Linked DNA regions of Homo sapiens: region 1 is linked to region 2. A link is a loop called in an ENCODE intact Hi-C map of the cell type or tissue named here. Cell type or tissue: heart right ventricle. All regions are shown on one strand. Links, peaks and the distances in the headings refer to the core of each region. The heading gives the core; the rest is flanking DNA.

The links. Hi-C counts contacts between places; a loop is a spot of excess contacts. Peaks named below come from ENCODE experiments on the same cell type or tissue, not always from the same donor. Only the 100,000 strongest peaks of a DNase experiment are listed, where the experiment ranks them.
Region 1: a loop joins it to region 2, with 6 times the contacts of the local background. A loop is called at or near these places in 1 of 110 quality-filtered maps.

What each region holds. Positions count from the first base shown.
Region 1 is chr7:5,300,768-5,303,666 of GRCh38, forward strand. SLC29A4 (solute carrier family 29 member 4) reads left to right here. Exons shown (of 11, transcript NM_153247.4): 11 at 2,030-2,899. The coding sequence ends at 2,172. Among named protein-coding and RNA genes, the nearest start is that of SLC29A4, 19 kb to the left of the region's middle. In heart right ventricle, for the core only: no CTCF peak of the experiment used is centred there; no DNase peak of the experiment used is centred there.
Region 2 is chr7:5,353,760-5,356,658 of GRCh38, forward strand. The region is part of intron 16 of TNRC18 (trinucleotide repeat containing 18); the gene reads right to left. Among named protein-coding and RNA genes, the nearest start is that of TNRC18-AS1, 64 kb to the right of the region's middle. RefSeq lists an enhancer at 2,364-2,866. In heart right ventricle, for the core only: no CTCF peak of the experiment used is centred there; DNase peaks (open chromatin) are centred at 955 and 1,282; H3K4me3 peaks cover 504 bases; H3K27ac peaks cover 1,682 bases.

The sequences.
Region 1 (2,899 bases), core at 250-2,749, 53 kb before region 2:
GGGTTCAGAACAGTCAGTGTCTGGGAGGCCGTAGGTGTGGGGACATTCTCAGCCACTTCATTCACTCATTTATTCGTTCGTTCATCCCACAACTACTTGGTGAGCCCCTCCTGTGGACCAAGTGCTTTTCAAGGCACCGGGGACACAGTGGCGACAAAACGGCGCTCCCCGTGCTGTGGGACTGACTGTCCAGATGTGGAGGCAGCCCAGGCCGGGCACAGTGGCTCGTACCTGCAATCCCAGCACTTTGGAAGGGCAAAGCGGGTGGATCACTTGAGCCCAGGAGTTAAAGACCAGCCTGGGCAACACAGTGAGAGCCTCTCCTCTCTACAAAAATGTTTAAAAAATTAGCTGGGTATGGTAGCGTGCGCCTATGGTCCCAGCTACTCGGGAGGCTGAGATGGGAGGATCACTTGAGCCCAGGAGTTGGAGGTTGCAGCTGTGATCACGCCACTGCACTCCAGCCTGGGTGACAGAGCAAGATCCTGTCTGGGGAAAAAAAAAAAAAAAATCCCAGATCGGCGTGACTGGTTGAATGGCAGTAAGTCCTATGGGGAAAAATAAAGCAGAGAAACAGGAGTGATGGGATGGGAGAGTCAGGCTCGGGAGCCAGCAGTGTAAATGGAGCAATCTGGGAAGACCTCACTGAGGAGGTGACTTGTGAGCAAAGACCTGGAGGAGGTAGCAAGGGAGATAGCCATGTGAGGATGCAAGGGAAAGGCATCCAGGAAGAGGGAGCAGCATGTGCAAAGATCCTGCGGCACTGAGGCCAGGGGATGGAGCAGAAGAGGAACGGGGTTTGATGGTTGATAAAGCATCCCTCCAGCTGCCGTGGGCATGGAGGTGAGTGAGGAGCTACTTCACCAGTCCAGGCCCTTGAGAATGGGGCTCAGACCTGGAGGAGGTCAACGTGGCACTGGGAGGTGCCGGATTCCAGGTCTTGTTTGGACGGCAGCCCACAGGACCGGCTGATGGGTTGAGAGGTAGGGTGTGGGAGAGGGAAGGGGGCTCCAGGTTTGGGGTCCACTGCTCAAGGCAAGAAGGCTGGCACTGGCACAGACTGAGATGGGAAGAGGCCTCGTTGGGAGGGGTTGGGGTTGGGTTTGGGACTTGGTACGTTCCAGGTGCCCATGGGACATCCCAAATTGTTCCTGATAGGGAGGAAGCTGCAAGTCGGAGAGTGGAGATTTTTTTTTCTTTTTAGATGGAGTCTTGCTCTGTTCCCCAGGCTGGAGTGCAGTGGCACGATCTCAGCTCACTGCAACCTCTGCCTCGCAGGTTCAAGCAATTCTCATGCCTCAGCCTCCTGAGTAGCTGGGATTATGGATGCCCCCCACCATACCTGGCGAATGTTTGTATTTTTAGTAGAGGTGAGATTTCACCATCTTGGCCAGGCTGGTCTCGAACTCCTAACCTCAGGTGATCTGCCTGCCTCAGCCTCCCAAAGTGCTGGGATTATAGGTGTCAGCCACCATACCTGGCTGAGACTGGAGATTAAAATGGGGAGGGTTAGGGCCAGGCTCACTGGCTCAGGACGGTGTTTTGGGAGGCCAAGGTAGGACTATCACTTGGGACCAGCCTGGGCAGTATAGCAAGACGGAGTCTCTACAAAAAAATTTTTTTAGGTTAGCCAGGCACGGTGGTGCATGCCTGTGGTCCCAGGTACTCGGGAGGCTGAAGTGGGAGGATCGCGTGAGCCCAGGAGGTCAAGGCTGCAGGAAGCTATGGTTGTACCACTGCACTCCGGTCTGGGCAACAGAGCAAGACCTTGTCTTTAAATTTTAAAAATGGGGGCTTGGGGGACTCAGAGAAGGCAGGCAAGGCCTGGAGTGCATAGCAGATGGCCTCGGGAAGAAGGAATGAGGAAGGACAGGATCCGGAGAGGGTGCTCCCAGGAGGAGCGATGGGGCAGCGGGTCCTGGAGGGGCGGCACGGTTCAGGCGGGTGTCACCGCACCTCACACCCGAGCAGCCGTGGCCACCAGGTGGCCGCCCTGGCCCTGCTCCCCTCAGGCTGGTGTTGTCCACAGGGAACACCATGACCGTGTCCTACATGTCAGGGCTGACGCTGGGGTCCGCCGTGGCCTACTGCACCTACAGCCTCACCCGCGACGCTCACGGCAGCTGCCTGCACGCCTCCACCGCCAATGGTTCCATCCTCGCAGGCCTCTGAGCCAGCCCCGCCCACTGCCAGGGACGCCGAGGGCCTGACCAGGGGCCCCGAGGCCTGAGGGCCCCTCCCCTGTCCCCACCTCAGTGCCTGCGGGGCCCTGAGCCTCCCCCTGTGCCAGCAGCCCCACTCCCTCAGGGTCCAGCCATGCCCCACCCTGGACTGAAGTTCTGCAAAGTCCTCCGAGGACCGGAACACGTTTCTGCGACCCGGGGCTCTGGCCAGCACTGTGTTCTGCGTTTGGTCTCATACCTGCGTCTACCTTCCATCTGTGTCCAGCGGCCCCGGCTCCAGCCCAGCCAGCACTCTGCAGGGTCACACGCACCGTGTCCCCACCCAGGACAGCAGACACCCGCCAGAGTGTGCGCGCCCAGTGACTGCACCCCGGCCCTCATCACCCACCGGCACTGATCGGGGCACCGCCTGGCCCAGCCTCCACCAGGGACCCCTCCTCATGAACTCTGGAGCCCTGAGAGGAGAGGGGCAGCCCCCCACCTTGTCACCCTCAGGGCTTCCCCTTCTGTCCTCATTCTTAGAGACTGCTTCTCCCAAACATAACGCGTTAGCCATGAAGGAGTCGGAGCCCTGGGTCCGAATGGACCCGCCTGCGGTCTGCATCAGCCTCTGGGAAACCACAGCAGTGATGCCAGCTGGGCACGTCAGGACCTCCCCACACACCCACACGATGCCACAGGTCAGGGGGCTGTGCCTGACTAGGGAGCCCTCCCAT
Region 2 (2,899 bases), core at 157-2,656:
AGGAGCGCTCTGCAGAGCCAGGTGAATCCCACAGCCACCGTCCTGCTGGAGCCAGGCCCACTGAATTCCTCACTGCTCCATGAGTCCGTTTCTCTCATCCAGGACAGTGGAGTTTTCGACACAGGCACGATGGAGTGAAGTTGCCCATTTGACCATTCCCAGACCAGGCACGGCAGCTCATGCCTCTAATCCCAGCACTTTGGGAGGCCGAGGCAGGCGGATCACCTGAGGTCAGGAGCTCAAGACCAGCCTGGCCAATGTGGTGAAACCCCGTCTCTACTAAAAATAACAACATTAGCTGGGTGTGGTGGTGCGTGCCTGTAACCCCAGCTACTCAGGAGGCTGAGGCAGGACAATCACTTGAACCCGGGAGGCGGAGGTCGCAGTGAGCCGAGATCATGCCACCGTACTCCAGCCTGGGCAAAAACAGCAAAACTCCATCTCAAAATAATAATAATAATAGTAATAATTAATAAATAAATAAAACGGACATTCCCTCACACGTGCCAAGAGTGAACACACCAGCTCGGAGCACCCCAGAGACATCAGAGACAGAGCACATCTCTGACCTCCAGCTCCACCCCATCCACGTCCACCTGAAAGTGGGGAATTCTTTCAGCTACCACCCAAACTGCATCCACAGACCCCAATCCCTCAGAAGATCAAAAGAACAGCAATCTCCCCCGACTTCCCTGAACCCCCTTCACTTTTCCAAAATGAGCAGAGATTGAGAGAGCAAAAGAAAGCCCCTCCCTTCCCCCTCAGAGTGATGAGTCTCTGGCACTGTCTCTTCCTGCTTGTGCCCACACACTGGCCAGGAGCCTAGGCTACACTGCTCTGATCACACCCATCCCAATCAAAGAAGCACTGAAACCACGACACTCTCATATGTCCTCAGCACAGAAGGCATGAGCCAGCTGCTTAACTCACACCCACAGGGAGCATGAGTCCTGGTGACCTGCTAGCCTAGGACAGACGAAACACACGCACCCTGAAAAAACTAGCAGCTTAATTCCGTGCCAGGTGCCACGTTCAGCTCTCTGCCCACGTAAGCTCACTTAAGGCCCCCAACGACCCCGTAAAGCAGGTGACGATATCTTAACTCTGAGTCCATAAACACTTTTTATTTCCTTAAGAAAACATGCTTTACGGTATCAATAAACACGGCGACTTTTCGCCCTTGACAGTCAAACTCCCCCTTCTCCGCCCATGAACCGGCCAGAGCCAATCAAAAGCCCCAGACACACAGAACCAGGCAGCTGCCAATGCAAAAGCTCTCCACCCGCCCCAGGGCCTGGGGATTCCCAGAACAAACACCACTGACACTGACATGGGCCAGAACCCAGGAAGCTCCCTCCTTCTGGCCTCCCTGCAGCTAGCCACAAACTTAGCACCTGTCCGCCCTGGGCATGAGGTGCTCTGTCCACAGATACTGAGCAAGCACCCACTACCTGCCAGGCAGCAGGTTCTGGGCCACAAGAGGCCATAACCATGAGGACGCTCCAATCTGACAGTCTCTTGTTAAATGAGATAAAACTCCATTCTTCAGTCCCATCAGGAATGCTCCATTTCAAGAGCTCAATAGCAGCTAGGCAAGGCAGCTCACGCCTGTAATCCCAGCACTTTGGGAGGCTGAGGCAGGAGGATCTCTTGATCCCAGGAGTTTAAGACCAGCATGGGCAACACAGCAACACTCAGCCTCTATAAAAATAAAAATAGTAGTAGTGTGCGCCTATGGTCCCAGCTATTCGGGAGGCTAAAGTGGGATGCTTGCTTAAGGCCAGGAGTTCCAGACTAGCCTGGAAAACAGGGAGACCCCATCTCTACGAAAATAAAAATAAATTAGCTGCACGTGGTGGTACACAGCTGTAGTCCCAGATACTCAGGAGGTTCAGAGGGGAGGATTGCTTGAGCCCAGGCACCAGCCTGGGAAACACTGCAAGACCCTGTCTCTACAAAAAATTTTAAAAATTAGCCGGGTGTGGTGGTGCTCACCTAGTCCCAGCTACTCGGAGGGCTAAGGCAGGAAGATCACTTGAGCCCAGGAGCTCGAGGCTGCAGTGAGTTATGATGGCCCCACTGCACTCCAGCCTAAGCAATAAGAAGAGACCCTGTCTCAAAAAACGCACGGCACAGTAGCTCACGCCCATAATCCCAGCACTTTGCAGGCCGAGGCAGGTGGATCACCTGAGGTCAGGAGTTTAGGACCAGCCTGGCCAACATGGCAAAACCCCGTCTCTACTAAAAATACAAAATTAGCTGGGTGTGGTGGCACAAGCCTGTAGTCCCAGTTACTCGGGAGGCAGAGCCAAGGGAATCGCTTGAACCCAGGAGCTAGAAGTTGCAGTGAGCCAAGATCGCACCACTGCACTCCAGCCTGGACGACAGAGTGAGACTCCGTCTCAAATTAAAAAAAAAAAAAAAAGAAAGAAAATAGTGGGACACAGCCATGATGGCAGCAGGTTCCAGTGGGTAGGTGGGTCGGGCCGAACCAGGTTTAACCCCGAGTCGCCTCTCCGCACCCGAGCGCACACACTCCCCTCTGGCTCTCGGGCCACATCATCCCCAGTAACAACATGGGGGTACCACTGTCAGAGCTGCCACAGACACAGTAACGCCAATGAACCCCTGCATCCATAGCCGAGCACGGTGGGCGCTCCATAAACACTGCTTCCGCCAACACTTCGCGACAAAGCCGTGGTCCGCAACAGACGGCATGCTTCCTGTGGGTAGGGGAGTCCGGTCACCTCTAGGACCCTCAAGAGCAGTCGCGCTCCAGGCCTCTCTAGGCCAAACAGCCGCAAACTCTATGACGCACAAGGCTTCCTCGCCTATGACATCCGGTAGGCAAATGGCGGGCGGGCAAGACAGGGCCGGCGGAGGTCGGCTCCCAACCGCC